3 separate regions of the Homo sapiens genome follow, and regions 2 and 3 are each linked to region 1. Evidence: chromatin loops called from intact Hi-C (ENCODE). Cell type or tissue: GM12878. All regions are shown on one strand. Region 1 has its middle 720 kb from the start of LINC00374. Region 2 has its middle 660 kb from the start of LINC00374. Region 3 has its middle 350 kb from the start of LINC00374.

The links. A loop is a pair of places that touch in the nucleus more often than their neighbours do. Peaks named below come from ENCODE experiments on the same cell type or tissue, not always from the same donor. Only the 100,000 strongest peaks of a DNase experiment are listed, where the experiment ranks them.
Region 2: it touches region 1 in a loop (2.1-fold over the local background); 2 of 110 quality-filtered maps call a loop at or near these places.
Region 3: it touches region 1 in a loop (5-fold over the local background); 2 of 110 quality-filtered maps call a loop at or near these places.

The regions. Positions count from the first base shown.
Region 1 is chr13:58,950,871-58,958,870 of GRCh38, forward strand. No RefSeq gene overlaps it. Among named protein-coding and RNA genes, the nearest start is that of LINC00374, 720 kb to the left of the region's middle. In GM12878, no CTCF peak of the experiment used is centred here; DNase peaks (open chromatin) are centred at 3,011 and 5,071; H3K27ac peaks cover 1,226 bases.
Region 2 is chr13:58,887,671-58,895,670 of GRCh38, forward strand. No RefSeq gene overlaps it. Among named protein-coding and RNA genes, the nearest start is that of LINC00374, 660 kb to the left of the region's middle. In GM12878, no CTCF peak of the experiment used is centred here; no DNase peak of the experiment used is centred here.
Region 3 is chr13:58,583,817-58,591,816 of GRCh38, forward strand. No RefSeq gene overlaps it. Among named protein-coding and RNA genes, the nearest start is that of LINC00374, 350 kb to the left of the region's middle. In GM12878, no CTCF peak of the experiment used is centred here; a DNase peak (open chromatin) is centred at 3,515.

The sequences.
Region 1 (8,000 bases):
TGTATCTGTACATTTCCCTTTTCCATACATCTGATAAGGGGTTAATATCCCAAATATATAAGGAACTCAAACAACTCAATAGCAAGAAAACACATAGCCCAATTAAAAATTGGCAAAGAAACTGAGTAGATGTTTCTCAAAAAATAACCAATAGGTATATGAAAAAATGCTCAACATTACTAATCATCAGGGAGATGCAAATTAAAACCACAATGACATAGCACTTCACACCTGCTAGAATGGCTATTAACAAAAAGATGAAAGAAGAAAAGTGTTGGTGAGGATGTAGAGAAAAGGGAACTCCCACACAGTGTTTCTAGGAATGTAAATTAGTATTACAATTATTGAGGTTCCTCAAAAAATTAAAAATAGAACTAGCATATGATCCAGTAGTCCTACTACTGTGTATGTATTCAAAGTAAGTGAAATCAGTATGTCAAAAAGATATCTGCACTCCCATGTTCACTACATCATTTTTCAAAATACCCAAGATATGGAATCGACCTTAGTGTTCATCAATGGAAACAGAATTTTATTTAAGAGACTTTAACATCTCTGGTCTTATTGGAAAATCATCCCCATTGGAGTTACTAAGTTGTCTTAGTCTCCAGTAAATATTTTACTAATATGACTTTCTCTTATTAAATTACTCAATCATAATAAGATCTTCTAAAAAATGTTTCATATTATATTACAGATTGCTTACTTACAGGGAGAAAATATGCTAATTTCATGCAAACATATGTGTTTCAGTTTCTGGGAATTAATTTGTTATTTTAAACTAAAATATTTTGGTATTGGTCCAGAGAAAATGCCATATCCTTACCAAACCATTTCATTTCATATATCTGGAAATGTCATGTAGTTGTAGAGGTAGCAAAATGAAATGTTTTAGTGACCACAGTATTGCATCTAGAAGGGTTCATGTAATTTATTTTCATCTATTGAATTTGAAGGGAAGTTATCTGTCTCCTATAGTCCTGAACAGACAAAGACAGGTACACATTCTCCGTGTTCTCTCATCCCTTCCTCCAGCAACCATAGGAGCCACATGTTCCAAGTATGGCTACAAAGCTGAAGAGGTAGGCAAAGTTCAAGTTAGGGCCTCACTAAGGAAACTGAATTGTATCCCAGAGATAAGGAACCACCGAAATATATAATAAGGGAGTTAAAGTATTAGAATATCATTTTTGAAGTGTACGCTAGTCACAGAATGGAAAATGAATCTGAGGGAGGACAAATGAAGTGAAGTGGGGCACTACAGAAACAAAAGGAATAATGAGAACCTATAGTAAAAGAGTGGAATTGTTAATGGAGATGTTTGATTAAATTTAGAGCTGTTAAGAGAGTAGGGTTGACAGGATTTTATAATCAATAGAATGAGAATTAAGAATCAAGGATAATGCTATATTTTTGACTTAGGAAGCTGACTATGTAGGGGGATGCATTATTGTATAAAAGTAACACAGAACAAAGGAAAGATCCCGTTTGAATTTTCTTCAGAGTTGTCAGTTTATATTTTTATTATCATTCTTGCATTTGTACAGTTTATGAGGATTTTCAAACTACTTTCACAATATTAAACTAGGTAACTAAACTACAAAATATTTTTTATTCCCAGCCTGGTCGTCTTTTTTAAAATCATAATTCTACATAACATTTAATGGAACTGTTTTATATATATTTTTTCTATGTTAATTGCATTTTAATGTCTTATTATTTTTAAATTCCAAATATCAAGACCTATACCTGTTTACTTTCCACTCTATGCCTAAACAAGTCCATGAGTTCATGCAAAACCCAGATCAGGGTCCCATGCATTTGAGTCTTTACTGAATGTTACCTTCAGTTTTCCTATGAATCCTGTCAGCTCCAGCATTAGTACAAATATGGTTATTTGAAGTATGTAGAACAACTACAACAATTTGAAGTATGTAGAACAACTACAACAAAAACATTGCTCACAATATATTTTGTGGGCAAAAACACAAAAAAATTGGACTCTCAATCAAGTTTTCTTGGTTTAATGCTGACATATTCTTAAGCTCAAAAACTTCACAGGTAATATTAACTGTGTCTTGCAATATTGTCTTCATTTATCATCCTCCAATTCCGCATCTCATTTACCACAACTTTGAAATAAGACCTCATCCGCCATGGTCATTCCTTGGGGATGTTTCCCATGACCTTGCTGATCAGGTTGACATTCCCCATATACATTTATATATGATAGCCAAGATCCAGTTACCATTCCTTTGTGGCCATTAGTAGAGTTAAAATTTCCATTTTCTTGTATCATACTTTAATTACTATTTGTTTTTTCTACCTGACTCTAAGTCCCTTTATTTCTTTATTTCTTTTCATCGTAATATTTCTCAGTGATTACCAGTGTAGCTTAACATTTAAAGGCTTTTGTTAAAAGTTTGTTAAGTTAATCAATACTTAAAATATTTTGCATTTTTTGTAAATCATTATGTTATATTATCTGAAGCTTATGTTCTTGTTTCTTTTTTTAGTTTTCATTGATAAATGTGTGTAATGCTATTCTGCTGTGAGCTGTCTTTATTGGACTTTTGCATACTTATTACAAATGTAAGCGTAAATACGGTTTAAAAAGTGTATGGAAACTCTATTTTACAAAAGAACCAAAATGATCTCTGTTAAGGCTTTTAGCACTTAATAACTCCAAGGAATCATTTAATATCAGTAAAAGGTGATGCAACAACCTCTAGGTCTTCGTACTCAGCAAGATACTGCAAAATGACTTAAGCTATTGATTCTAACAGTTTCATATTTTTATTCTCTTCTTCCCTTTAGGAACCTCTAAGACAAGAGGTCAATTTAGCCCCATTTTATTTTTTAAAAAAGAATTTAGTGTTCTTGACAGGTGTCAGATTACAAGTCCTTAGAGACAAAGGTTTCCTGTTTGGCCATCACAGCATTTATAACACAGACAGCTGTACGTGGTTTCCCTTCCTCTTCCCCAGTTCCTTACCTTATCCACAGACCACAAACCCTAACCCACAGAGAGCAGCTTCAGATGCAGGAGGATAATTCAGTCTTTAGGCTATTAAATCAGTGACTCCTTAGCACACTCACTCTACAGGGATGGCAGCAACCTCTTATGATGATGTTTCTTGTGTGAGGATTGTGTGATGTTATACCTTTTTCCCTGTGAGGTAGATAACAATGTTCAACACATTACACAAAAACTACTGAGCAGGCATGCAATCAATACTCAATCCTTTTTTGTTGTTTTCATCAATGTCATTTTCGATGAGTGCTTTAAAAATCATATTAAATTTGTTTTAATGGTCTCAATTTAGTGTCAGAATTGTGATCCTTTTTCCTACTTATTAAATGTTTTGATTTTTAAAAATAAATAACTTAAAACTGCCACAGCATCAACCATGGTGGTCTATAAAATGCTTCTTTCTTCCTTTAGCATTGATATTATTATTCAGTCTTTGTAATTTTCTGGGGAAGCTCCAATATTCTTCTTGTCAAATGTCTCAAGAAACCCTAAAGATATGGTTATCTCATATTTATTTTCTCATTTCTTCACCACGCATATGGAGGGGGTAAATGTAATACATTAAAAAATAGTAAATAGTAACACTAAAAGAGAGGGCACTTTCACAGAGTTCTGGTCAGCCACTTTTTTAGATACTAATTTTATGTTCACCATCAACTGCAACAATAATCAGGAAATCAGGAAGGTTCACTGACCTTTGCATGTAACCATATTTTTAACAAAGACCTTGGATCCTAAAACCTCAGTGATGGCATCATAGCACTCATTGATCTCAAATTTTCCCAGAAGATATTAATGATATGGTTTTATCAAAACCCAGATATAGCTAAAGAATTCCTTTGTCATCTCAGTGACCTCCCTCAAACTCCTTATTACTCTTCATATTAATTCCATCACTTTTATACATCAAGTGGTCAGTGATGTTAAACTTGTTAGAACCTATGCGTCCAATGGCCATGGTGTTGATATATGTCTTTTCCTTTCCCGTCTTTGTCTGGATTTAGGGATGGTTTCCATGGTGCTTGGACTCTGACTAAGGACATATTGTGAAAGGCTTATGTATACTGAGTGTTTGAGAATGTAATCTCTAAACTGCTGTTCTACTGAATATTGTCTGTTATTACTTAGTAACATGCTCATAGTCAGACTCCGTAATATCTAAAGCTTCTATTGGAAAATTAAATTATTTTAACAACCTCCATAGCATATTTTAACTATGAATGATACACTCAAAATATCCTCCCCAGCTGCCTTAAGTGTCATCCTTTGCATCCACCTGGAATCATCTCAAAGCATATGAATACAGAAAGAAGTAAATATTGGTTGAACACTTTCCTATGCTACAGGTATGGCAGTAGGTGCTGGAGATGCAGAAATAAGACACTTTCCTGAAACCTACAACCCAGTAAGACACATTCAATTGCTCCATTCATTTAGTGGTGTGATCTCACTATCCTTCTTTTTCCTTACAGTGGATGCTGACGAAAATTGTACAAGAGAATTTATGAACAAAAACAAAAGAGACAAATGGCGAAAAATATTTGAAGTACTTTTTCTTGGGCTGGCTCTTCTCCAAATGACAACTGATAATTAGGTAAGTAAATGAGAACTTACTGAAACAAATGACTTTCTCTGATTAAAACACCACGCAGAAAAATGACATATTGCAGAGAGAACAACCTTTCCTCTTCAAGCTCACTATTCTCTTGTTGAGTTATCATTCAGTAATGGGTAGAGAAGCAGCTAAATGCACAAAGTTTAGGGTCAAGTGAAAATTACCCAAAGCTTTATGGGTAGTTAGGTTGGGTTATATTAGGCAAGGGAGTATTCATTAGTTACAATGCAAACACTATGTGGTTACTAGACATTCACATCCCGGCATGGTTCCTAGTTCAGCTCATAATTACCTTTTCACCAGATGATCAGTTTTGCAGCCTGGTGAAGAAGAAATCCTCAGGAAACACTGTGGTGTCACCCTGGAAACGTGGGACTAGCAGAGCAAGTGGGCTAAACAAAGTCTAATTATTTCTGGAGGGAAAAAGGGTACTCTGGAATTTCCCTGCCCCTAGAGAGAGCATTATGAATCATTTGGGTAAGCGGTCTCCTACATGTGATTCGAGAGTTCATTTATGAGAGGACCTTTGCTCTAAAATATCAGCACTAATGATTGTCGCATTACCATTATAGATTCATTTCCTCAAATGTTGAATGCCTTTCAAATCAAGAGTCACAATGTAAAATTCAACTTCTGCCAGGAAGCTATATTAAGCTGGTGTCAGCTAATCATTTAAGTAACCATTTAAGTAGAGTGGCCACATATCTGGTTTACACGGGACAGCCTTGGTTTATACTCATGATATGATAATTAATACCATCCCCATTCAGTCTCAGTCTGGGTTCAATGATGATAAAGTATATGACCTCTAAGTCTAAATCCAGTTGGGTTTAATGCTTTCAGAGAACAAAAATAACTCTGGCTAATTTAAATTTTGATTGGTTGAACTAAGACCAAATATTCAACCTAGAGTTGCCAGAGATGAGGGAGACCAAACAGGTGGCTTCTAGTTAGAGCACTTCCTCCAGATAAGAGTTTGTGTGCAGACTAACCAAACCAGAAAAATGGAGTCAGAAGCTTTCAGCAAAAATACAAATTTGAACCAAAATTATTCTTCCTTCTGGTTATTGCCTGATGTATTGAATTATAACTTCAAGATGACAATATATGTTTGCCAAGGATATAAAGAGATATTAGTAAAATGGGAGAAGGAACCCCAAACCAATACATTTCTCCTTCTTTATAGTATGGCCTAGCAATACCTCTCACAGCTCTGATTAGAACCCTAAGCTCTCTGTAAATGGATAAATGCCTTAAGTTTGTTGGAAGAACATTCAAATCTATAAAGTCCTAGAATAAAGGAATAGTAACTATTTCTGGAAATGTTATATTAATGTATTCATGAAAACTCATTTTCCTAATATATGGATTATACTAATATCATTGCTAGTATGTTGGTTTATTAACATACGTGCTAATTTTGTAAAATAAAAAAATGCTATGGTTTGAGATTTTTAAGAATCCTTAGCTAAAAAAATTACATGTAAGTATAAAGCTACAGTTTGATTTTTTAAATACAAAATTTTGTTTTTATAAATTAATGACCTCACATTGCAGTTGATAAATATTTAGAAAGATCAGAGACCAGCAACAATAGGAGGAAAACAAGCTCAGTTCATAGATGGTAATTAAAAAGTTTGTCCCATGCTATACCAAATGTGTTGATAGATAACCATTAGTTTCTATTTAAACTAAAATAATCATTGGTCTTATAATAAAATTGGGAAAATGCTGATATACAATATTAAAATATACATCATACTGTGTCCAGAATTGGTGGGTTCTTGGTCTCACTGACTTCAAGAATGAAGCCGCGGACCCTCACGGTGAGTGTTAGAGCTCTTAAGGTGGCGTGTCTGGAGTTTGTTCCTTCTGATGTTTGGATGTGTTTGGAGTTTCTTCCTTCTGGTGGGTTCGTGGTCTCGCTGGCTCATGAGTGAAGCTGCCGACCTTCCCAGTGAGTGTTACAGCTCTTAAGGCAGTGCGTCTGGAGTTGTTCGTTCCTCCCGGTGGGCTCGTGGTCTCGCTGGCTTCAGGAGTGAAGCTGCGGGCCTTCGCGGTGAGTGTTACAGCTCATAAAAGCAGCGTGGCCCCAAAGAGTGAGCAGTAGCAAGATTTATTGCAAAGAGCAAAAGAACAAAGCTTCCACAGTGTGGAAGGGGACCGGAGCGGGTTGCCACTGCTGGCTCGGGCAGCCTGCTTTTATTCTCTTATCTGTTCCCACCCACATCCTCCTGATTGCTAGAGCCCAGTGGTCTGTTTTGACAGGGCGCTGATTGGTGCCTTTACAATCCCTGAGCTAGACACAAAGGTTCTCCTCCTCCCCACCAGATTAGCTAGATACAGCGTGTCCACACAAAGGTTCTCCAAGGCCCCACCAGAGTAGCTAGATACAGTGTGGATTGGTGCATTCACAAACCCTGAGCTAGACATAAAGGTTCTCCAAGGTCCCACCAGAGTAGCTAGATACAGAGTGTCGATTGGTGCATTCACAAACCCTGAGCTACACACAGGGTGCTGATTGGTGTATTTACAATCCCTGAGCTAGACATAAAGGTTCTCCAAGGTACCCACGAGACTCAGGAGCCCAGCTGGCTTCACCCAGTGGATCCCGTACCGGGGCTGCAGGTGGAGCTGCCTGCCAGTCCCAGGCCATGCGCCCGCACTCCTCAGCCCTTGGGTGGTCGATGGGACTGGGCGCTGTGGAGCAGGCGGTGGCGCTTGTCGGGGAGGCTCTGGCCGCACAGGAGCCCATGGAGTGGGTGGGAGGCTCAGGCATGGCGGGCTGCAGGTCCCGAGCCCTGCCCCGTGGGAAGGCAGCTAAGACCCGGTGAGAAATCGAGAGCAGCGCCGATGGGCTGGCACTGTTGGGGGACCCAGTACACCCTCCGCAGCCGCTGGCCCAGGTGCTAAGCCCCTCATTGCCTGGGTCCGGCAGGGCTGGCCGGCTGCTCCCAGTGCAGGGCCCGCCAAGCCCACGCCCACCCAGAACTCCAGCTGGCCCGCAAGCGCCCAGCACAGCCCCAGTTCCCACTCGCGCCTCTCCTTCCACACCTCCCTGCAAGCTGAGGGAGCCGGCTCTGGCCTTGGCCAGCCCAGAAAGGGGCTCCTATAGTGCAGCGGTGGGCTGAAGGGCTCCTCAAGTGCTGCCAAAGTGGGAGCCCAGGCAGAGGAGGTGCCGAGAGCGAGCGAGGGCTCTGAGGACTGCCAGCACAGTCACCTCTCAGTATGACACTGAAGAAGGAAGCTTTGATTTTTGTTTGATAAAGAAGCACACATTTCTCTCAGAGTAACTTAAGTTCTCCTCAGCAAATGCACATTCATGCAGTACACCCATAGAACAAAGAGAAA
Region 2 (8,000 bases), 63 kb before region 1:
TTACATCTTAGCAAATCTTAGAAGCTGTTTTGAAGAAACCATTCAAAATTTTAGGTATAAAGACAAGATTGTGATTTTACTTATATTAGTACAAGCTTGGAAATATAAAAGAAAAACTAATTAAATATTGCAACTTAAACTATACAATAGAAATCGTATATTATGCACCCATTAAATATTTGTTTAGACATTTCAAAATGTATATAGTTATTGTTTCTAAATAATAGGGATTATGAATGGATATTACAAAAATGCCTTCATTGTATGTGCTCCTTGTAGAAAAGTCAAAAATGAGAAAGTTAGGTAGAGTGCAGTGGCTCATGCTTGTAATTCCAACACTTTGAGAGGCCAAGAAGGGCAGATCACTTGCACTCAGGAGTTCAAGACATGCCTGGGCAACATGACGAAACCACGTCTCTACAAAACATTAGCCAGGTGTGGTGGTGCACACCTCTAGTCCTAGCTACCCAGGAGGCTGAGGTGGGAGGATCACTTGAGCCCAGGAGATGGAGGCTGCAGTGAGCCATGATCAAGCCACCATACTCCAGCCTGGGCGACAGAGTAAGACCCTGCCTCACATAATAATAATTATTATTATAGTAAAGATAAATAATTTTGCTAACTTTGGTATGTAAAATGATAAGTGATATTGAATGAACTATTAATAGGGCTATGGATGAAGAACTGAAATGTGGAGGGGTATGGCTGAAATATCCAGGTTAAATTAAAGTCCCATTGTAATAACTAACATACTAGGTTCTAACGTGAGGTTACAGTATAAAGGGGTTACCTGTCTCTGTTACTATGTTTTATGGTGACCCCAGGTCTTATAAGGAGATCATAGAACCAATGTAAAATATTATTGCATCACTCCCAGTGTCCCTCTAAAATATCAGAAACATTTACCTGCATTCACTTTCAGACTTGTGAGTTAATGACATGTGAGACTAGCTCATGCAGATTTTCTAAGATTATATGCTTGAAAATGGCAATGTGTGGGCAACGGGATATTCCCCACTAATTATTCAGATATTTCAACACTTTCAGCTCTTTCTCTGATAAGGCCTAAAGCTGTTGGGTATATATTAACAGTTTCTGGCATCAGTTTGCAAGAAATATTACCATTTCACTACATTAGGTATTTTCGTGTTAACATTTTATATTGTAAAGCTAACTATAATTTGGCTGATAGCAAAAAAAAAACAGTTATTGTTATAATTTTGTTTATTCACAAAATTCATTTTTATTAAATAGCATAAAGTGACTATAAAGACATTTCTTATCTATTTAAATAGCTTTTCTCTCTCTAAGCAATCAACCTATCATGAGCACATCAACAACTGAACTCTTTATTTTCTGGATAGTCAAGAAAAATTAAATATCTCACCTGTGTCATTTGCATTAACAATATCTGCCATGCCTCCTAACATGTGGGAAGTGTATTCATTGCCTTATAAAACTTCTTTTTAACCCCTTCAAATTAAGTTGACATTAGCAGTTGATGGTAATGATGTCACCAAAATGTCAACATTTGACCCAACACCCTAATGTTTTCTCTACAACAAAAAGAGAGAATTCAACCTGGAAAAATATTGAAATTCCAGCTGGAAGAATGCTTAGAGTCTACTTTTCACAATATATACTTTCAAGTTTGCCTCAAGAATAAAATGCCAATAATGCAAACAAAAACGGTCAAAAGTATTATTCCTTTTTTTCTTTTTGTAAAAGAATATGACCAGTAATTGATTTAAACATTTGGATATAAATTTGCCAAATTGCTACTTTGTGTCCAACTAAAAGAGTAGCTAAGTCTCTGACAGCTTTCTATATATAGCTTTTTCCACAAACCCAATAAACTATAACCAATATGCATTTATTGTTATTTCATTAGCACCAATTTGTTTGAAGTCAAAAATTGCATCTGCACTATGTTGTAGCACCATTTACCTGTTTGTGTTAATCCCAGTTAAAAATAAATATTAAACATTTCTTAAAATATATTTTCTTTAAAATTATTTAATTAATTAAATTATTCTTTATTTATTCAACCAGTAATTATTTTGTAAAAAATGCAATTTTGCCCGGTGGTTGTAGTGGAGAGGGAAGAAATGCAAAATGAATGAGATAAAGCCCTTTCATGGACAAGCTCATAAAGCAGGGATGGGGGAGGCAGATTACAATGTACTAAATTCCATGCAAGCAATATTCACAGAGTGCTCTGGGACCTTACATCCTAAGGAAGTCGAGAGTATCCCCAGGGAAGGGAACACTTTAGCTTGTCTCAGAAGATGAATAGGGCTTTTCTACAGGCAGAGAAGAAGAAAGTGGAGGGGTTTGATAGCAAAGGGGAAACCTTAAAAGAATATGCTATATCAGGGAAAAGTTAAAACTTGAGTATGGTTGGTATACAGACCACTTGCTTGATATTAAATGATATAACTGCCTTTACGTTGGGCTGTTTTATATAGGAATTAGAATTGTGTCTGTTTTCTAAAAGTAAGGCTGTCTGGTCCTATTAGGGTCTCTTCAAATCGCTTCAGGAGAAACTCTTCCCTTATTCAATGTGTTGTGGCCACAAATTTGTTTGGAAATACTAGTTAAGTTCATGAAGCTTTTGAGATTTTAAGCTGGCTGTTTCTTTTGATTGGAACCCTATTCTTCTGACTGTTCACATTTGGTTCTTTCTCATCATTGAATCTCAACTTACAAGCCATCTCAGTAGCAACTATATTACTCTTTCTCACATAACCATACTGCATTTTCTTCATAGCAGCCATCACTTTTTGAAATTTTCATGTCTATTTCTTATGTACCTGTCTATTGCTTGTCCTATTTACCTAATTAAGGATATAAAATTCTTAAAGCAAGAAACAAGCCTATTAATACACCCTAAAACTGTCACATACAAAGGAGAGTTAGGTACATAGTAGGAATTACATAAATTACTTAAACAAAATAGTGAATGATACAAAAGGAAAAACAAATGCAATGTATACATTCTAAGAGCGGTCAATCAAATAATAACTGCATTTAATATGTCAGCAATCAACATAGCATTCTCACCCAATGGCTTCTTAAGATTGGACTTCATCAAGGAGCACATGGTACAAGAGAATGAATAGACCATGGGAAAAGAGAAGGATGACCTACATTTTGCAAATGTGGTTAAATGAGTCAGTATAATAGGTGTATTAATATTTATTTTCTTTTACTTGTACCCAAAGGTGGATGAGCCCTGGTGATGCTGAGTTTATATTTACTTTATCTGTATCACGGAATATGTAAGATTCAAATGAGAAATAAATGTTAAAAGTATCATAAAATGTAAGAGATTGAATTTTTTTGCCTTCCTGTAGTAAAAGAAATAAAATATAGATCCTTGTGTAATAGAAAGAAAAACAATTTAAGATACCAATTAAATAGACTACCACTGGTATATTTTCCATTACCATCTGGTTCTTCTCAGTCTGTGAATTTAGTCAGAAAAACAATAAGTAACAGAATTATAAGAAATAGATCTTTTGTTGATCTTCAGAAAAAATGATTGTATCATGATGAACACAGTGTTCTTTTTTAAATGTCACACATAATTGTGCATAGCCAGAGTAAATGAGCCAGTAAATGGGCTGGTATTAATAATTATACTGACATGCATGCAATTTCAATATTGACTAATAAGATGATTGATAATTTTCAGATAATTAAATTTAAAATTATGAAAGAACTTTAAGTGTGACTCGTAGATTTTATAATGTTTAATTAAGTACACGTTAAATGTAGCAATAAGTTCATCAGTAAAATTTTGTAAATAAATATGCAAAGTAAAACAATTTCAACAAGAATATTAGTATCATAGGGCTTTAAATGTCATTATTTTTTAAAATAACGAGTATTTTTTATTACCCTTGTTTTTCATTTTGCTTGACTTCATACTTCCATTAAGCTACAGAATTAATTAAGCTTTTAATCCTACTTACAAAAGCCTTTCCGAAGCTCTATCAATATGAATTTCGAAACAACTCAAGAAAACAGCCTAGAATTTTTTAAGCTAGAAGAAGAAAAAGAAATAAAAGGAGAAAACAGCCACATCCAGGAGGACCCTAAGAAGTTATAAGTATTAAATGTGATGTGGTATCCTGGACGAAATCCTGGAACTGAAAAAGGATAATAGGAAAAACTGAGGAAATCCAAATACATTATGGACTTTAGTTAATTTTAATGTATAATTATTGGTTCATTAATTGTGCCAAATGTACCATATTAATGTAGAGTAAACTAGGGGCACATATGAATTTAGTACTATATTTGCAACAATTTTGTAAATCTAAACTGTTGTAAAATTTGAAGTTTATTAAACACATATAAGAGAAAAAACTACATGTGAATTTAAAAATCATTCTAATGCTGTCTACAGGCCAAAAATAGGAATTGTTTACAAGCAAAGAACATTGGAACCACTTTGCCAATGGATAGCAGGCACATATTATTAGAATTTTGAAAATTAATATAATACTTTTGGCTTCAAAAGCTACCAACATGCATGCACATATGTTATATGTTAAATACGTTTCTATAAGGGCCCTAGATTGCCCCTGCTGAGTTATATACCTTATGATTTATCCGAGCCTGGGCTTCAACTGATTAGATTAGGTGTATAAACCTGATCAAGGAAAATTGATCCATATTCTGGCCAGTAAACTAGGGCTGCGACCTGGTTCAAAAATACAAGCAGAATCAGAAAACTCCCTCTCTCAGAGAAAAATTTGACTGAAATAACAGATGATATTTGCCAGCTTTCAGTAGTGGCAAAAATAATGCACCCTGTGTTGTCATGATGGGAAAGAACCTGGGGTAATCATTATGGGAAATGAATGAGAAGAGTAATCAAGAGAACCTAAATGAAAGAAAGAGGGAAATGAATAAATTGAAGAAACCAGCTGGGCATCCACAGAGATGAGAAATGGGAAAGAAAGAGAGAAAAGGAAACAATAAGCAGACTCTGCCCTCGAGAGAACGGCATCCTCTTCTAATAGCTCTCCAGTTTTCTCCTTTGGACTCAGTAAGGTCTGGCTGTATTTTTATTTCTGTCTTGGACTCATTTTCTTAGAATAAATCCTTCATTTCTAGAGCAAGTAGAAGTTAGCTCTTATACCTACAGTAAAAAACAAACAAACAAACAAACAAAAAACACCTAAGACATACTTCAGGTTACACAAGCCGCTAGCACCCCCTATTAAACCTACTCTGTAGCTGTCATGCTTCTTCTTTTCCACTTTCACTAGCTGTTTCTGGCTTCTCTCAGAACCAAAATGACATTATTTCCAATATTTGATCAAAGCCTTTAAAATGCTGTTTACACTTGTAACATTACAGTGGTTCAAAAATTATACTATCCCCTATCCCTTGAATTATTTTTAAATAATTCTGTCATAAAACAACTTCCTTGTTACCATGTATCTTGGTGTCAAAGATAAAAATCACAAAGCTGTAGGCTTGTGTAGTGAGCCTTCTTCAACATTATCAATGTGAAGATTAAGTACATTAATTAAGTGATTACATTTAGTCCCTAAGTCTATGCTTATTAATGTTTTAAAGATTTTCAATAAGAAGATAAATAAACACAAGATAAGTTGATAGACATCAATCTCATCACAATAAATATGAATGCGTTAATAAAATCCAAAAATGGTCCAACTGCAAACACTCCAGCTTTGTACTATTTTCACTAGAACAATAGGGATACAGCTAGAGTGAAAGGAGAAGATACACCACTTGTAGCAAATAATGTCAGCAGGAACTACTTCAAATATAATCTCTCAGTTTTTCTTAGCAACTGAACACTGATTTTCTTCAAATGGCAATCTGTCAAACTTAAAACTGCATTTTCCAGGCTGCCTTGTGGTAGGTGTAGCTAATGAAGCATAAACTGTGGTTTCAAGGAACTCTCTTTAATAGAGGATCGGTCAATTGGAAGGAAGACCTATTTTGTACTTATTCCCATTTTCCCTCCATGATGTCTGGAATGTGAACATGAGGTAAAGTTAAAAATTAAAGCACTGTGCTAAAAATGACATAAGAAAAAGAGATAAGGAACTTTGCTCCATGGGCTGTCATTTCTGAGCTGTCTCCAGACTTCTTTTATAGAAGAGAAAAAAGCAGCCTTACAGTTCAGTTTGGCTGTTTGGTTACATGTAGCGGTACTAAATCCTACGTGGCATATCACAGAAATAATAATCAAAAGAATGTTGGTGTGACTAATTATGACCAGATTATTTCAGTAATCTGTGGAAGATTAATAAGTAATCTCTAAAAAGCAGTTTAAAATGTTATGCTTTAGATTCTGTGGGTCAGTAATTCAAACAATGCATCGAGACTACCTGTCTCTGATTCTCAGTGTCTGGGGGGGCCCTAGCTGGAAAGATTCAAAGTCTGGGGTTGATTCAATGGCAAAGAATAGATATCATCTGGCTGTTGGCCAGAAAACCTGCATGTGGCCTCTCTATGTAGTATCTCATGTTCTTTAGTTAGGGCTTCCTCACAACATGGCAGCTCAGTAGAAACGTTATTGCCTTTTACTATCTAGTTTCAGATGGCACATAGTGTTACTTCCCCCTTAATCACAAGTTTCCCAGGTTCAAGAGGTGGGAACAAAGACCCATCTCTCAATGGAAGGAGAGTCAAATCATATTGTAAAAAGAGTCTATAAGATAGGAGATGTCATTGCAGTCATCTTTCCAAGATAGACTCTTCCACACAGAGAAAATAGATAAATAACGTTACAATGTAGTCATGAAATATTCAATTCACTAGGAAGATATGTAATTTAAGTCTGCATACATAAAATAATATAGCTTCAACATATGCGAAACAAAACTAATGAAAACCACATGAAAAACTTTACAAACCCAACATCATAATAGGAGTGTTTAATATCTCTCAGTATAATTATAGATCAGATAGAAAAATCTGTAAGAATATCAGAGATGTAACACAATTAACAGGATTTTTAAAAATGACAGATATAGGGAATAAACACAATTGTAGAGAATGAATTTTTTTTCAGAAATTTTAGGGAATGAACATTTTAGGGAATGAACTTCACAATTTTAGGGAATGAACTTTCTTTTCAAAGGCTGGACACATACCAGGGTATAAGGCAATCTCAACAAATTTAAATAAATCTGTATAACTCACATCATGTACTCTAATTGCAAAGTAATTAAGCCTGAAGTAAATAACACAAAGGGAGTTAAAAAATAAGATGTCACCAGGTTATAAATTTGTAATACACCCATAATTTAGAAGTATTCATTGGTCAAGGAAAACATTCTTTAGAAAAATTAAAAATAACTGAAAAATAATAAAATATCACATATCAACATTTTGTGATTCAGCTAAAGTGATATTTAAAGAAAATGTATACACTGAAAATCTGGTGCAAAAGAAAGGACAAAAATTAGGGAGATAAGTCATCTAACAGATACAAGAGGCAACACAATAATACAATATACAACACAATCGATACAAGAGACTACACAATAAAAACATAAAGAAAATAAACATGATAAAAGAAGCAATTGGTGAATTGCTATATAATATTGCTATACAATAATATATAATGAATTATATTTATATAATAAAATATATATTTATATAATTATATATATTTTTATTATATTTATATATATTTATATAACAAAATGTATATAATATATTTATATATATGTTAGATATTATAATATTGTATTATATATTGTATTATATATTATACATTATAATATATTGTATTATATATTATAATATCATATAATATATTGTATTATAATATATATTATAATATATTGTATTATAATGTATTATATATTATAATATATATTATAATATATTGTATTATATATTATAATATATTATATATTATATTATAATATATTGTATTATATATTATAATATATTGTATAATATATTATATTATATATTATAATATATTGTATTATATATTA
Region 3 (8,000 bases), 370 kb before region 1:
TTTCCTATGACTTTTATGTTTCACTCCTCTGATTTTGGATCAATCTTATGCCAAAGTCTTATTCCAAGACTTAATGCCAAACTTATGCCAAAGACAAAGTTTTCTTAACCATCCTTCTCTTCTTATCCTGTTGAATCAACATTTGGACTATGTCTGCATCTTTTTGAATATCACCTACACAGTTCCCTCTTGTGCTAAATAAAGAAACTCTGGATCTTGTAGTGAAATCAATTCAGCATCAGTATAAGGAAAGGAGGTATGTTTAATTACATACCAGGGCTTATCCACAATATTACAGAAGCCTGATGAAACATACAATCAAACTTTCAAGTTTGTCTTGGCTGAGTCACCAGCCCCAAAGAGGTATTTTCCTTGTTTTTCTATGAAACTTCACAATTGACTGACTAATATTTTGAGGACAGGGAAACACAGCCTTATTCATTTGTTAAAATTCCAAACAATTTCTCCATCATGGCGCAGCACTAGGCACTCACTAATGCTCAACCAATGATTTATAATTAATATACAATGAGACACCACACTATTGTAAAATTTTTATATATAAATGTGGTGTCAGTACATTTATGACAAACCTGGACATTTCTTTCTCCATAACACAGAAACAAACAGAATGTCTGTCCTAACCCATGCAATACCTGCAGTGTAGGTCATATTATAATGAAATGAGTTTTTATCACTTCCCAACTGAGCTCATTACTCCATTTAGGTAGATCAAATTGCTTATCTTGACAGAGATTTGATTACCAATTAACTGTAGAATAAGCCAACAAAAATGAAGGGATGGAAAATGCATTGAAGTTTACTGAGACATCTTTATTAAATATGGAGGTCTGCAGCATAAATACTCCCCAAAAAATTGTTTTTCAAAAATGTTATAGATGCCACATGAGGTGGTAATGGTATTTTTGACAAAATAGGAAATCTTAGTAGCTCTGTAGTGAAACTTAAGGTGACCTTGTAAATAGCTGACATAAGCCATTTAATAAAACTCAGATTTTCTGACATTGTTTACTTTTGCCACAATTTGACACTGAGTTGCATCAAGTCAAATGAAACTTTGTGAACAGCCATCCTTCAAACATTAAATTCCATCCTTTTTCCCTGCCTCCCAGGGCGTGGAATAGCTGCTTACCCTCTCCTGTTTGTAGGTTTCTTTGTCGGGTTGCAAACTGGGATGGATACCTTCTGACTTTCACAGCTCTCCAGACTTTATTATATCAGTGGTAGCCCTCAGAAAACAAATATTTCCCTATTAGGTCTAATAAAGTTAGCAAAGAGTGTTAGGATTAAACGTTTCCAAGACTTAATTTGTTGTAAGTTTTCCCACATGTGGCTTAGGAGACAGCTTCTGAAATGGCAGCTCCAGGGCTGATTCTCCAAATCCCAGGAGGAAGTTAGTGCAGCATCTGCAGTCTAAATTATTTTGGCTCCACCAGCTGCATGCCCTTTACGAAGTGATTGTCTGATGTGTGGCTACTTGGTTTTATCAAACAAGTACTGCTTTCTGGAAACTTTCAAAATGGCAATGAGTCTCCAGGACCTAAAACAACTTAATAAATTGAAATTCTACATTTGTTCCAGCTTCTAAAAAGCCCATGATTTTATGTTTTTAAGTCTTGAAAATATTAGAGCAAAACTACAAAATATCTACATCCCAGGTAACTCTGAAGAGCTGAATGTGTATGAAATAAGTATTGGAAAGTAGTCCCCTAAGAAGAGTTACTGATAAAGCTTCAGAAAAGACTTTTCTTCTTGTACTTGCCTGATGGATGCAAATCAAATTCCTTGACCTTAGGAGAGTGATCATAAAATGTAATCAAAGTTTCCAGATCGAAAGGTGCTCTAAATGGTTCAGTAAGCAGCTGCATCAATGCTATAAAGCATCATGACTGCTAACATAGGTCATGTTTCAGGAAAACAAGATGAAAACCTTTTGCTTTTAAAAGAAATTTGGTCAAGTCCCAGGAAAAGAATGACAGCTATATTTATACGGCCTCCAACCTCAAGGAACTTCCAGCAATTTGCAGGTTTTTAATGTCATTAACCTCCAGGGTATTTCTGTTTCATGTGTTTAAAAGCTGGTTGCAAGTACTATCATAACACTTTCCAAATAAGAAGTCTGCAGTGTTACATATCTACCAACTTATCTCAAAGTTAGAAATCAAATACTGATATAGGTTTTCAAGTATGATCTTATTTTTTCCTTGCAGGAAATTCAGCATATTTTGAACACTGGGAAGAAAGAGTCCTTAAACTTACTGTTGAACAAAAAGAGCAATCCGCAACATGAAAACCAATCAGTAGCACACTTGAGTACATAAACTTAAAATTACCAATTCTTTAAAAGATTACAAGAATGTAACTGTCTACTCTTTTGGTGCTTCAAATCTGTATTCATTTGAATCTAATATCTTTAATTTTAAATTCCTGTCTGAATGTGTCTGAGTCTATCCACGTTGAAGTGTGTGTGTGTGTGTGTGTGTATGTGCGTGTATGTGTATGTACGTGTGTGTGTGTGTGTGTGTGTGTGTGTGTTAAAGAGAGAGAGATCTAAAGAGAGGGGTTTTATTAAACAAATTTCCTATATAGAGTTTGCAACTACATTCCCTCTACCTTCCCACAAAATGTGAGGGATTATGCCAGAAAGAGGCTAAATTACAGGTTGTATTTTAGAATATTTTTCAAACTCTAGTAGAAGACAGTGTGTGACTTATTATAGGGGGAATATTATAATTCATCAAGTTTATTGGACGAAGTATTGAAGGAACCCCATAACAGGGCAGAGTGGTCAAATGTGGCAGTGAGGATATTACTGGTTCTTTCTCAAGGAGACAAAGGTAAAATAACTCATTTTGCTAGCCTCTTACATATTATCAATTAAAGTTGAAAAACCATTATATTCTTACTGAGCACCAAAACAAACCAAGAAATATACTATAAATTAAAGTTATAGGCCGAGCACGGTGGCTCACGCCTGTAATCCCAGTACTTTGGGAGGCCAAGGCAGGCGGATCATGAGGTCAGGAGATTGAGTCCATCCTGGCCAACATGGTGAAACTCCGTCTCTACTAAAAATATAAAAATTAGCCGGGCATGGTGGTGCATGCCTGTAATCCCAGCTACTCGGGAGGCTGAGGCAGGAGAATCATTTGAACCAGGGAGTCGCAGGGATTTCAGATTGCACCACCAGCCACAGAGGGAGACTTTGTCTCCAAAAAAAAAAAAAAAAAAAGATATAAAGAGAATTAAATAAGGGGAGTACCCTCAAGGAACACAAAGAGAAAATCATGTAATCAATTACAATGTTATCTTAAGTACTATCATAAGAAAAGAAATAGAGAATTGTGGTATGGGCTGAATTGTGTCCCCCATTCTCAAAAAAAAAAGAAAAAAAGTGTGATGAACTCCTAACCCCACTGTGACTTTGAGATAGAGCCTTAAAGAAAGTAGTTAAGGTTAAATGAGGTCACAAGGATGAAGCCCTAATACAATAGGACTAATGTCCTTATGAAAAGAGGAAGTGATACCGAGTATGTACACACAGAAAAAAAAAAAAAGGCCACTTGAAAACACAGAAAGATGGTGGCTGTTTGCAAGCCAAGAAGGAAGGGCTCACCAGAAACCAATGCTATTGCTGCCCTGATCCTACACTTTTAGCCTCCAAAACTGAGAGATGGTAAATTTCTGTCTTTTAAGACACCCTCACCCTATCTGCGGTATTCTGTATGGCAACTCAAGCTGACTAAGATAGATGATAGATAGATAGATGGATAGATAGATAGAGAGATAGATAGATAGATAGATACAGATAATTGATTAATATATATTTACAAAAACAGAGTAAATAATAAGAAATTCTTTCTATAGATATGACAGAAAGTTGCAGAGAAGAGCAAACACTTGAATTATGTCTTAAAAGATAAATTAGAAAGTGTGACAAGTATAGTACTTTCACAATTTTGTGTTTATGTTTTCCTGAAAATAAGTAATTACCACAATTTTAAAGAAAGGACCTTGCTTTTCCATTCTTATAAATTTTACTCTGTTTTTACTGCACACCTTGCTCCATACTCCATATATTGTGTCAATTTCTTTCAAACAAAAACTCTTCATTTGGATCCAAACCTCCCTGTTTGTTATTGTTGAGTTTTCAAATACTGCTCTTCCCCTTACCTATATTTGCAGTGGAAACCTGCAACTTGGGTCTTCTTTCTATTCCAGAAAAATAATTATTTCAGTCCTGTTGGCACTACCAGTACAATAACTACTACTAAATTTATATGTCTATCAGTACAGTAGTTCCATGCATGTAATTGTGTTAATTACCTAAAACAATGCAATCATGCAAATGTCTTTACTCAGATTTCAAATTGAAAAAAAATTAAGGTTCAGAGAGGTTGAATCATTTGCCAAAGTTCCTCAGTCACTATTAGGTTTGGTAACTAAGACACTAAATAATAGCTTCTGATTTTAAAGCCAGATTTCTTCTAATGGGTACTTACCATTTGGGAGCTAATGGCCAGCATGCATTTACTCTATTTTTTCTTTAGAGCCCATGATCTCAGTTTAGCAACACCTGTCTCCAGTTCTCAGTTTGTGTCTTTGAATGGAAGCCAATCTAGGCTTAGGTCATTCTGTGTGTTCTTTTTATCTAGTTTCAGAGATTCATTTAAAAATGGCCACATGAGGCTCATTTATTGTTAAACGTGGGGACTTTACTGGAATATCTTGAAGTGATGTTTGTTCTGTTCCTCTAAACTAGAGCCAAGAGAGAATAAAATGGAAACTGCAGCATCTATCTCATCACTATGTATAGCATGAAAAGGAAACCAACACAGGACACAGGGAGGAAAGTCAAGCCTAACAAAGTGGCAGTGAAATTGAGCCCTGAAGGCATCATTTGATCAATTAATCTGTTTGGATCTGATGCCACTAAATCACATGAATTCATATGAATCAAAAACATTCCCTTTTTTGGTTAAGCCAGTTTGAGTTGGCATTTATACTAATCACAACCTAGAATGCTAACTGAAAAAGTTTTACTCTAAACCAACTCTCTAGAGGCAACTTGTAGACTGACATCTATGCAGTCATACTTCATTTTATTGCACTGTGTAAATACTGCATCTTTTTCCAAATTGACTATGTGACAATCCTGCATAGAGCAAGTCTATTGGTACAATTTTTCCAACATCTTGTATTCACTTTGTGTCTCTGTGTCACATTGTGGCAATTCTCATATTTCATAATTTTTCTTTACTATTATATCTGTTGTGGTGACCTATGGTCACTGATCTTTGATGTCACTATTGTAATTGTTTTGGGGGCTCCATAAACCATACCCATTTAAGATGGCAAATTTAATTGATTTATGTGTTCTGACTGCTCCACCCACCAGCAGTTTGCTCATCTGTCTTTCTTCCTTGGGCCATCCTATTTCCTGAGACACAAAAGTATTTAAATGAGGACAATTAATAACTCTACAATGACCTATAAGTGTTCAAGTGAGAGAAAGAATAGAATGTCTTTCACTTTAAATCAAAAGCTAGAAATGATTAATCTTAGTGAAGAAGGTTTGTGGAAAGGCAAGATAAACAGAAAGCTAGGCCTTTTGTGTCAAGCAACTAAGTTGTGAATGAAAGGAAAAGTTATTGAAGGAAATTAAAAGTGCTACTCCAGTGAACACAAGAATGATAAGAAAGGGGAAGAGACTTACTGCTGACATGAAGAAAGTTTGAGTGGTTTGAATAGAAGATCAAAGCAGCCATGACACTCCTTAAGCTAAAGCCTAATGAAGACTGAAAGAGGAGAGGAAACAGCAAAAGAAAAGTTGGAAGCTAGTAGAGGCTGGCTCACTAGGTTTAAGGAAAGTAGCCATCTCCATAACATAAAAGTGCCAGGTGAAGCAGCAAGTGTAGAAGGTGCTCATGTAGAAGCTACAGCAAATTAGCCAGAAGATCTAGCTAAGATCATTGAAGGTGGCTGCACTAAACAGCAGATTTTCAGTGTAGCTGAAAGAGACTTGCATTGGAAGAAGATGCTGTCTAGGACTTTCATAGCTAGGGAAGAAAAGTCAATGCCTAGATTCATATCTTCAAAAGACAGGCTGACTCTCTTGTTAGAGGCTAATGCAGACGGTGACTTTAAGTTGAAGCTAATATTCATTTACCATTTGGAAAATCCTAGGGCCCTTGAAAATTATGCTGAAACTACTTTGCCTGTGTTCTATAAATGAAACAACAAAGTCTGGATGACAACACATTAGTTTACTGCATTTTTTTTTTTTTTTGAGATGAAATCTCACTCTGTTGCCCAAGCTGGAGTGCAGTGGTGCAATCTTGGCTCACTGCAACCTCCACCTCCCGGGTTCAAGTGATTTTCCTGCCTCAGTCTCCTGAGTAGCTGGGACTACAGGCACATGCCACCATGCCCAACTAACTTTTGTATTTTTAGTAGAGACGGGGTTTCCCTATGTTGGCCAGGCTGGTCTCGAACTCCTGACCTTGTGATCCACCCGCCTCTGCCTCCCAAAGTGCTGAGATTACAGGCATGAGCCACCATGCCTGGCCTGTTTACTGCATATTTTAAGCCCACTGTTGAGATATATGGCTCAGGAAAAAAGAACAAAAACAAAAACAAAACAAAATTAAAAAACCTCTTTGCAAATTTGCAAATATTACTGTTCATTGTCAATGTACTTGGTCACCCAAGACCTCTGATGGAGATGTACAAAAAGATTAACATTGTTTTCATGCCTGTTAACACAACATGCATTCTGCAGCCCATGGATCAAATTTTTTATTTCGGATTTTAACTCTTGTTCTTTAAGAAATACATTTTATAAGGCTATAGCTGCCATAGACTTTGATTCTTCTGATGAGTATGGGCAAAGTAAATTGAAAACCTTCTGGGAATAATTCACCTTTCTAGATGCCATTAACATTTGTGGTTTATAAGAGGAGGTCAAAATATCAACACTAACAGGAGTTTGGAAGAAGCTGATACCAACCCTCATGGATGACTTTGAGGATTTCAAGACTTTAGTGGAGGAAGGAAATGCACATGTGGTGGAAATAGCAAGATAACTGCAATTAGAATTGGAGCCTTGGAGATGTGACTGAATTACCGCAATCTCACAATACAACTTGAATAGATGAGGAGTTGCTTGCTAGAGATGAGCAAAGAAAGTGGTTTCTTGAGAAGAAATCTAGTCCTAGTGAAAATGCTGTGAACATTGTGGAAGTGATAACAAAAAAATTGGAATGTTACATAACCTTACTTGATAAAGCAGTGGCAGGGTTTGATAGGATTAACTCCAATGTTGAAAGAAGTTCTACTGTGGGTAACGTGCTATCAAACAGCATCTCATGTTACTGAGAAAGGAAAGGAAGAGTCAACCAACATGGCAAACTTCACTATTGCCTTATTTTAAGAAATTGTCCCAGCCACCCCAAACTTCAACAACACTGTGCTGATCAGTCAGCAGCCGTCAATGTTGAGACAAGTCCCTCCACAAGCAATAAGATTACAACTGGCTGAAGGTTCAGATGATTGTTAGCATTTTTTAGCAATAAAGTATTTTTTAATTAAGGTATGTACATTGTTTCTTACACATAACACTGTTGTACACTTAATAAACTACAGAATAGTATAACTTTTATATGCACTGGGAAACCCTAACAATTAATGTGACTCACTGTTGCCATATTCGCTTTATTGCAGTTGCCTGCAACAGAACCCATACTATCCTAAGGTATGCGTGTATTACTCCATGAATGTGTATTTGAGTTATGAGCTTCCTTATGAAGAACAGTAACTCATAACCATGATTACAGGGTTAGCATCTCAAAGTTGTGTTGGAAAACCTGCTTATTTGGGAGATAGACATTAAGTAAAATGTTGCCACATAAAAGAGAAGTGTACAATTAAAAGCAAGACAGTATGGTCTAGGATGAAATGAGAAATTACATTAGGAATAG